Linked DNA regions of Homo sapiens: region 2 is linked to region 1. Evidence: chromatin loops called from intact Hi-C (ENCODE). Cell type or tissue: PC-9. All regions are shown on one strand.

The links. Peaks named below come from ENCODE experiments on the same cell type or tissue, not always from the same donor. Only the 100,000 strongest peaks of a DNase experiment are listed, where the experiment ranks them.
Region 2: a loop joins it to region 1, with 8 times the contacts of the local background. A loop is called at or near these places in 1 of 110 quality-filtered maps.

The regions. Positions count from the first base shown.
Region 1 is chr1:121,415,670-121,420,669 of GRCh38, forward strand. The region is part of intron 1 of LINC02798 (long intergenic non-protein coding RNA 2798); the gene reads left to right. Among named protein-coding and RNA genes, the nearest start is that of SRGAP2-AS1, 20 kb to the left of the region's middle. RefSeq lists an enhancer at 4,118-4,619. In PC-9, no CTCF peak of the experiment used is centred here; DNase peaks (open chromatin) are centred at 1,792 and 2,072; H3K27ac peaks cover 774 bases.
Region 2 is chr1:121,572,531-121,577,530 of GRCh38, forward strand. No RefSeq gene overlaps it. Among named protein-coding and RNA genes, the nearest start is that of SRGAP2-AS1, 180 kb to the left of the region's middle. In PC-9, no CTCF peak of the experiment used is centred here; no DNase peak of the experiment used is centred here.

The DNA of each region.
Region 1 (5,000 bases):
TCTATTCATTCAGTCAAAAATATTTCTTGAGCACTTACTATATCCTAAGTACAGTGCTAGGTTGTGAGGGTAAAATGGTGAATAATACTGATATCATGCCTATACTCATGAATCTTACAGTGTGATGTGTAACTGGTAATTAATCTGTCCTCACTCAAGTTAAGCTATGGTAAATGGTATGACAGAAAATATGGGGACCTCATTGAGTATGTGACAGAAGGAATTGATTTAATCTGGGTGTCCAGAGTATCCTTCCCTAAGGGAGTGAAGTTTGGGCTAACAGGTGAATAAGGAGTTAGCTAGAAAGGGGGTGGAGACACATCTGCAAAGAGCAGAGAATTCCAAGATGCTGAAGCCCAAGTTATCCTGGAACTTTAGAAGAACTGGAAGATGGTCACTGTGGCTGGCATAAGGGGACAAGAGAGAACAATGCACCTGGAGCTTTCTTGCAGGCTCCGTTAAGATAATGATAAGAAATTTGTGCTGTGCACTGTGGCTCACACCTATAATCCTAGTACTTTGGGAGGCCAATATGGGCAGATTGCTTGAGCTCAGGGGTTCAAGACCAGCCTGGCCAATATGGCAAAACCCCATCTCCACAAAAAATACAATAATTAGCTGGGCGTGGTGCTGCGTGCCTGTGGTTCCTGCTAATTGGAGGGTGAGGTAGGAGGATTGCTTGAGCCCAGGGGGCAGACGCTGCAGTGAGCTGAGATCCTGCCTTGGAAAATTATTAGATAATTTAAATTGAGAAGTAAAATAAGATGTATAGTTTTAAACAATCACTCTGGACAGTGTATTAGAAAACAAGCAGAGATCACTTCAATGTTTTAAGTAATTTGTGCTAAAGCCTAAAGCTACAACTCAGATAGTTAGAAATGTCAAACTATTTTAAAATATGTTGCTTCAACCTATTTATTAATATGTTGAGATTGCAAAGTGTCTCAAATGCTTACTTGAGAATAAAGGCCAAAATTGAGTAGTCAGTCACAACGTTAGGACTATTTCTTTGTTCCAAATTCAAAGGCACTCTTATTTGCATTCAGTATATATGCATTTTTTTTATTTTTGAGTGCCAACCAGAAGTTTAGCTATTGAAGAGTATAGCAAAGGGAAAGGCCAACAGCAAAATTGTATTTTCCGCATTTGCAAATCACTGCAAGATCTGGTCTTTCAAAACAATTTGGATTAGGTGAAGTATGGCATCCCTGTCTTGTGTATGAATTACAGAGCTATCATTCTGCTACAGTTATGATTATATTCATTGTAAGACAGAAGGCTGAGCAATTTAAAAAGTTCTATAATACAACTTAAAAATTTATATGAAATCGCCAGTCACTTTTCTATTTTCTGTTCTTCCTCTCCTCCGTCTTCCTTCTTCCACCTCACCCTCCACACCCCCACTTCCTCCTCTGTCTTTGAAAATACGACAAAATACATTTGATAATATAAAAAAAACACAGGTTATGCTATTTCAATAACTACAATGTAACATTAAAGTAGTTATTTGATTTTACCTTTTAAAAATACTAACCAGTCATATTTCGGACAATAATTCTAAATCTTAATGAGAAAATGAAATACAGCTTTTTAATGATTTGCAAGCATTGATAATCAACTGTTAACAGACTACAGCATTTTTTTTTTGCTTCTATGTGAATAATCTACTTTGTCTTTAATTCAGATTATATATGTAGAATGCTGGAAAATGTTATGTAAGAAGATGCATTTGTAGCCGGGCGTGATGGTGCCTGTAGTCTCAGCTATTCTGGAAGCTAAGGTGGGAGGATTGCTTGAGCCCAGGGGCATGAGGCTGCAGTGAGCCATGATTGCGTCACTACACTCCCGTGTGGGTGACACAGTGAGACCCTGTCTATAAATAAATAAATACATAAATAAGAAGTTGTGTTTAAACAAAATTTGATTTAATAAGTTTTCCTCAAATTGCCTAGTCACAATGGTATTTCATAGCATGCTTTATTTAATTATTTTTCTTTTGTTTTACTTAGCTAAATCAATTTTCTAGGCGTGTTTTATGAGAAATGCAGTTGGATAAATTCCTTAAATTTTCTAAATGATTCATGTATGACAGTGTAAAGGTAGCTAGTTTATGATAATTTTTTCACTCCTTGAAAATGACTGTAATATTTAACTGCTGTGAAACGAAACTGTAAATTATAATCTACATGGTGAAGAAAGAAGAAATATCTGTCAAAACACATTCAAAATTGTTAAAGATATAAGTGGATGTGTCTGGCTAAACTAGATTTAGACCTCTTAAGCTTTTCTTAATTTTAGAAAGAAAAAAGAGCTTGATTTTTTATGTCAAAACAGAATAAAATAAAGCAAATAAGGCATTAACTTGACCAGTCTCTCTGCCATTATTTATTTTGATTATCCATCCATATCCTTTATCTAATCAAATTATATAAAATTTTAATGTGAAGAAAGAAATTTTACTGCAAGAGGAAAATAAATCTTACTAACAGATGAAACTAAACTGAAGGGAGTTCATAAACAAATGTTTTATTGGGATACTGTAATTAGCAATGACAATAGCAATACATAAAGCGTAATATGGGAGTAAAGTGATTTTTCTTCCTGCTAGGCTGTAAAAAATGTTTTTAAGGGGCATTAATACCTTTCCACTCTTAATGTAATCTTGGGCATCAGCTCAGGTACCTTTTCTAAAAGCAGTAAGCACTTAACAAGGCATCCTATAGAAATATATCAGTAGTATTGCTCCAGGGGATCCCAGGCACTCGGCAGGCCGAGGCAGGAGAATCACCGGAGCCCGAGGCAGGGAGGTTGCAGCCAGCCGAGATCATGTCAGTACAGTCCAGGCTCCGCAAGAGAGGGAGACCGTAGAAAGAGGGAGACGGAGAGCGAGAGCGAGAGGGAGAGGGAGAGGGGGAGGGGGATGGGGAGGGAGAGGGAGAGGGCCAGTCTTCGTTTTTTATCAAGCACGAATTATATAACCTTGTTATTCTTTGGAGAATGTTTAATATCTTAAAATAATTATTTTTTAAGTGTGTGTGAATATCTGCTCTATTGACTGTGTCACAAAAGTATTTTTTCTTTGAATTATTATATGTCTCATTTTCTTCCTCTTTCCTTCCTTCCTTTCTTCCTTCCCTCCCTTCCTTCCTCTCCCTTTCTTTTCTTCTCTTCTTTTCTTTTCTTCTTTTCTTTTCTTTTCCTTCCTTCCTTCCTTTCCTCCCTTTCCTTCCTTTCCTTCCTTCCTTCCTCCCTCCCTTCCTTCCTTCTTTCCTTCTTTCTTTTTTTTTTTTCAGAGTCTCTCTCTGTCACTCAGGCTGGAGTGCAGTGGCGCAGTCTCGGCTGTCTGCAACCTCTGCTTCCCGGGTTCAAGCAATTCTCCTGCCTCAGACTCCCGAGTAGCTGGGATTACAGGTGCCTGCCACAATGCCTGGCTAATTTTTGTAGTTTTTAAGTAGAGAAGGAGTTTCACCATCTTAGACAAGCTGGTCTTGAACTCCTGACCTCATGATCCACCCGCCTCGGCCTCCCAAAGTACTGGGATTACAGGCATGAGCCACCATGCCCGGACTCTCTCTCTTTCTTTCTTTTCCTTCCTTTCTTCCTTCCTTCCTTTCTTTCTTTCTTCCTTTCTTTCTTTCTCTTTCTTTCTTTCTTTTTTCTTTCTTTCTTTTTCTTTCTTTCTTTCTTTCTCTTTCTTTCTTTTCTTCCTTCCTTCCTTCTTTCCTTCCTTCCTTCCCTCCTTCCTTCCTTCTTTCCTTCCTTCCTTCCTCCTTTTTTCTTTCCTTCTTTCTCCTTCCTTCCTTCCTTCCTTCCCTCCTTCCTTCTCCTCCTTTGTTTCTTTGTTTCCTTCTTTCTTTCTCTTAGATTTTTCTTTTATTTGTTGCTGCAGCCTCTAGGTTATATAATTGCTCCTTATTTTTTTGCCACCACATTAAGCTTTTATTGCTAGCAGTGAGTATTTGTTAAGTATGTACTTTGAATAGAGAATGGAATACAGTATGTTTAGAAAATGCTTGTTTTCTAACGCATATAAGCTGAAGAATTTTGAAATGTAACAAACAACAAGATAAAGCTTCTAATATATATCAGGCATTCTACCAGCATTTTCTTTAATCCAGAAAACAGCTTATAAATTAAATATTACTAATGACACATTAAAGAAAAAGAAACTAAGATACATACAGATTAAATAAGTTGCCAGTATTTATATGATTACTAAGTGTAAACCAAGATCTTTATTCATTTATTCATTCTCACATTCAAAGATTAGGAAAAATTGATCCTGCATTTCTGCATGACAACACTTGTGTTGGTGCTCACCAGGCTACCCACCACTCCTCATTGTCTTCTCCTGGGCATGCTTTCTTCCTTATGGAATCTGCCTAGTCTCCCAATGAGCCCGGTAATAGCCCAGTACACGTAGGCTAACCTTGTTATTCCAAAAATCCCTCTAGGGTAGTTCCCAAAGTTGTAAACTTCTAAAAAGTTTCAACATTGATATGGAGTTCCAAAAAAGTCAAGGACAAATCTGTATGGCTCCTTGGAATATCCATTTTTGCATACATTTATCTAGGAAGGCTTATGAAGCCTCTTCTACTACAAGAATCTCCTGATGAACAAGAAAGTAAGAAGGAATTACAAGGTTATCTGCATTTGTGAATTACTCATAGTTGTGAAAAACTACAAAAGAACTATAGGGAATGATTGTTCTAAACCTATTCACCCTTCAATTTAATAACTCATAGAGAATTAAGATATTAATTCATTCAATGACAAATATCTATTCAACACTCATTGTGAACCTTGCACTGTGCAATGTGCTGGAGATTCCTTGGAAAACAGGTTGAATATAATCTCTGCTCTCATGCAGCACAAGTTGGTGGGGGAACAAAACAACACACAAATAAGCAAATAAAAATATATTACTGCAGATTGTGAGAAGTGATGGAACAGAGTGCCATGATAAGAAACGGTATAAAAGTCCTTATTTTAGTTTTGGT
Region 2 (5,000 bases), 160 kb after region 1:
CCCCTGCCAGTATACTTCAGAATATCTCAGATCCAATTCAAAATTTCATCTTAAAAGGTAGAATTATTTTCACAGTTTCACAGTTTAGTTTTGATTACTGAAAGCATTTCTTTCATTTTGTCTAATTGAACAAATTTATGCAAAGAATTGGGGACTTATTCCTCATTAGTATTGTTCATCTACAGGTGGAAATAAGTTCAAGTATGTGTTGCAGTATTAATTAAAGGCAAAGTGACCTACTTGTATTATATTCTGAATAAATAATGAATGAAAAATAGAAGAATGACTCAGTTATTTTAGACTCTTAAGTTATACAGATTTATGTAATGTCTATTTTGATTTTTATTAATTAACCATGAATTTATCCTACTCTAGTATTGAGAAAAAGAAAATGGAACTATGGGCCCTTCTTTCAAATGATACTTAGGAATGTATCTGCACTGTATCCAGAAGGTCAGTTACATGCCCTGTTACCAATTGAATTCTGCTTCACTAAGGATAATAATAACTGACATTGAGTGCATGGCACATGATGGGCACTGTGCAAAATGCTTTGACATGTTGTGTTCATTTAATCCACACAATGGTCCTATGCTATAAAAACAGTTAATATCTACTTTTTTATAGATGAGGAAACTCCAGCTTAGAGAGATTAGGTAAGCTGTCTAAAGTCACCCTGCCTGTAAGTGTTTAGAGCTGAGATTCACATTCACGGAGTCCTCCTGAAGAACCTAGGATTAACCACTATGTTGAACAGCTTTGGCCTGCAAATTACATGCTTCTTAGAAAATGAGGCTATTATCTATAATCTGTATTTTTTAATATCAATTTTATTCCTTTCAACTGGTCAGTTATATCATAAATTCCACGGAATTTTTATAGAACCCATGCTTTGCCACTCTTGTATCCCTATAGTGGTGCTGGGGAATAAAGACACATTTATTTGCCTTAGCACTCTTTCTTTCTTTTTTTTTTTTTTGTAATTTTACTTATAAATTGGGAGGGTGGCCATAAAATTTATCATCCAACCACTGAAAGTGAAAGAAGGTGCTATTTATGATTTCCCCAGGACAACAGGCAGAAAATACTCTCTGGTCATACATTTAGCCTGCAGAGAGAATTTAAGTACATTATGGATAGTCTGCCATAGACACAGCAGTAGCATCTGCAACAAGTGAATGATAAATATGTATACATATGTAACTAACCTGCACATTGTGCACATGTACCCTAAAACTTAAAGTATAATAATAATAAAAATAAAACAATCAACTTTCAGGGAAATAGCCATTTTTAGAAAACATAGGGAAATAGCCATTTTAAGTAAATGTCAGGTGAGTCTCACTATAAACTGCCTATAATGAGACAGTTTAGTAAGCTTAAAGTTTTATTAATTCCCAAAAGCATCTAATAGGTTGAGATTTATTGGCATTCAAAAGTATGATTCACAAATTGTAAGAGAAGCTGGCAAAGTCATGTTTTTGCTGGCCTATGGAATGCACCGGAGAATTCTTTGGACTTGCATATCTTCTGATTCATGTGTCATAATAATAATGTCTGTGTGATTCTCAGTGAATCATGAATGCGTGATTATGCTTTTACAATAAAATTTGTTTATGAAGTCAGTGAAGATAATTCATGAATAACATTGTCAAAATTACTTTTAATCACATGATTAACCTGCAACAACTATGTATATTATTTTTTATGTGTTGGCTTATTATGTTCAAAAACTTTGTTTATAAAAACTGATTTTGCAGAGGGAGGAGCCAAGATGGCCGAACAGGAACAGCTCCGGTCTACAGCTCCCAGCGTGAGCAATGCAGAAGACGGGTGATTTCTGCATTTCCATCTGAGGTACCGGGTTCATCTCACTAGGGAGTGCCAGACAGTGGGCGCAGGTCAGTGGGTGCAGTGCACTGTGCGTGAGCCAAAGCAGGGCGACACATTGCCTCACTCTGGAAGCGCAAGGGGTCAGGGAGTTCCCTTTCCTGGTCAAGGAAAGGGGTGACAGACGGCACCTGGAAAATCGGGTCACTCCCACCCGAATACTGCACTTTTCCAATGGGCTTAGGAAACGGCACACCAGGAGATTGTATCCCGCACCTGGCTCGGAGGGTCCTACGACCACAGAGTCTCACTGATTGCTAGCACAGCAGTCTGAGATCAAACTACAAGGCAGCAGCGAGGCTGGGGGAGGGGCGCCCGCCATTGCCCAGGCTTGCTTAGGTAAACAAAGCAGCCAGTAAGCTCGAACTGGATGGAGCCCACCACAGCTCAAGGAGGCCTGCCGGCCTCTCTAGGCTCCACCTCTGGGGGCAGGGCACAGACAAATAAAAAGACAGCAGTAACCTCTGCAGACTTAAATGTCCCTGTCTGACAGCTTTGAGGAGAGCAGTGGTTCTCCCAGCATGCAGCTGGAGATCTGAGAACGGGCAGACTGCCTCCTCAAGTGGGTCCCTGACCCCTGACCCCTGAGCAGCCTAACTGGGAGGCACCCCCCAGTAGGGGCAGACTGACACCTCACATGGCCAGGTACTCCTCTGGGACAAAACTTCCAGAGGAACAATCAGACAGCAGCATTTGTGGTTCATGAAAATCCGCTGTTCTGTAGACACCGCTGCTGACACCCAGGCAAAGAAGGTCTGGAGTGGACCTCTAGCAAACCCCAACAGACCTGCAGCTGAGGGTCCTGTCTGTTAGAAGGAAAACTAACAAACAGAAAGGACATCCACACCCAAAACCCTTCTGTACATCACCATCATCAAAGACCAGAGGTAGATAAAACCACAAAGATGGGGAAAAAACAGAGCAGAAAAACTGAAAACTCTAAAAAGCAGAGTTCCTCCTCCAAAGGAACGCAGTTCCTCACCAGCAACGGAACAAAGTTGGATGGAGAATGACTTTGATGAGTTGAGAGAAGGCTTCAGACAATCAAACTACTGCAAGCTACAGGAGGAAATTTGAACCAAAGACAAAGAAGTTGAAAACTTTGAAAAAAATTTAGACGAATATATAACTAGAATAACCAATACAGAGAAGTGCTTAAAGGAGCTGATGGAGCTGAAAGCCAAGGCTCGAGAACTACGTGAAGAATGCAGAAGCCTCAGGAGCCGATGCGGTCAACTGGAAGAAAGGGTATCAGTGGTGGAAGATGAAATAAATGAAATGAAGCAGGAAGGGAAGTTTAGAGAAAAAAGAATAAAAAGAAACTAACAAAGCCTCCAAGAAATATGGGACTATGTGAAAAGACCAAATCTACATCTGATTGGTGTACCTGAAAGTGACGGGGAGAATGGAACCAAGTTGGAAAACACTCAGCAGGATATTATCCAGGAGAACTTCCCCAATCTAGCAAGGCAGGCCAACATTCAGATTCAGGAAATACAGAGAACGCCACAAAGATACTCCTCGGGAGGAGCAACTCCAAGACACATAATTGTCAGATTCACCAAAGTTGAAATGAAGGAAAAAATGTTAAGGGCAGCCAGAGAGAAAGCTCAGGTTACCCACAAAGGGAAGCCCGTCAGACTCATAGCTGATCTCTCGGCAGAAACTCTACAAGCCAGAAGAGGGTGGGGGCCAATATTCAACATTCTTAAAGAAAAGAATTTACACCCCAGAATTTCATATCCAGCCAAACTAAGCTTCATAAGTGAAGGAGAAATAAAATACTTCACAGACAAGCAAATGGTGAGAGATTTTGTTACCACCAGGCCTGCCCTAAAAGAGCTCCTGAAGGAAGCACTAAACATGGAAAGGAACAACTGGTACCAGCCACTGGAAAATCATGCCAAAATGTAAAGTCCATCAAGACTAGGAAGAAACTGCATCAACTAATGAGCAAAATCACCAGCTAACATCATAATGACAGGATCAAATTCACACATAACAATATTAACTTTAAATGTAAATGGACTAAATGCTCCAATTAAAAGACACAGACTGGCAAATTGGATAAAGAGTCAAGACCCATCAGTGTGCTGTATTCGGGAAACCCATCTCACGTGCAGAGACACACATAGGCTCAAAATAAAAGGATGGAGGAAGATCTATCAATCAAATGGAAAACAAAAAAAGGCGGGTTGAAATCCTAGTCTCTGATAGACTTTAAACCAACAAAGATCAAAAGAGACAAAGCAGGCCATTACATAATGGTAAAGGGATCAACTCAACAAGAAGAGCTAACTATCCTAAATATACATGCACCCAATACAGGAGCACCCAGTTTCATAAAGCAAGTCCTGAGTGACCTACAAAGAGACTTAGACTCCCACACAATAATAATGGGAGACTTTAACACCCCACTGTCAACATTAGACAGATCTACGAGACAGAAAGTCAGCAAGGATACCCAGGAATTGAACTCAGCTCTGCACCAAGCGGACCTAATAGACATCTACAGAACTCTCCACCCCAAATCAACAGTATACATTTTTTTCAGCACCACACCACACTTATTCCAAAAATGACCACATAGTTGGAAGTAAAGCTCTCCTCAGCAAATGTAAAAGAACAGAAATTATAACAAACTGTCTTTCAGACCAAAGTGCAATCAAACTAGAACTCAGGATTAAGAAACTCACTCAAAACCGCTCAACTACATGGAAACAGAACAACCTGCTCCTGAATGATTACTGGGTACATAATGAAATGAAGGCAGAAATAAAGATGTTGTTTGAAACCAATGAGAATAAAGACACAACATACCAGAATCTCTGGGACACATTCAAAGCAGTGTGTAGAGGGAAATTTATAGCACTAAATGCCCACAAGAGGAAGCAGGAAAGATCCAAAATTGACACCCTAACATCACAATTAAAAGAACTAGAAAAGCAAGAGCAAACACATTGAAAAGCTAGCAGAAGGCAAGAAATAACTAAAATCAGAGCAGAACTGAGGGCAATAGAGACAAAAAACCCTTCAAAAAATTAATGAATCCAGGAGCTGGTTTTTTGAAAGGATCAAAAAAATTGATAGACCGCTAGCAAGACTAATAA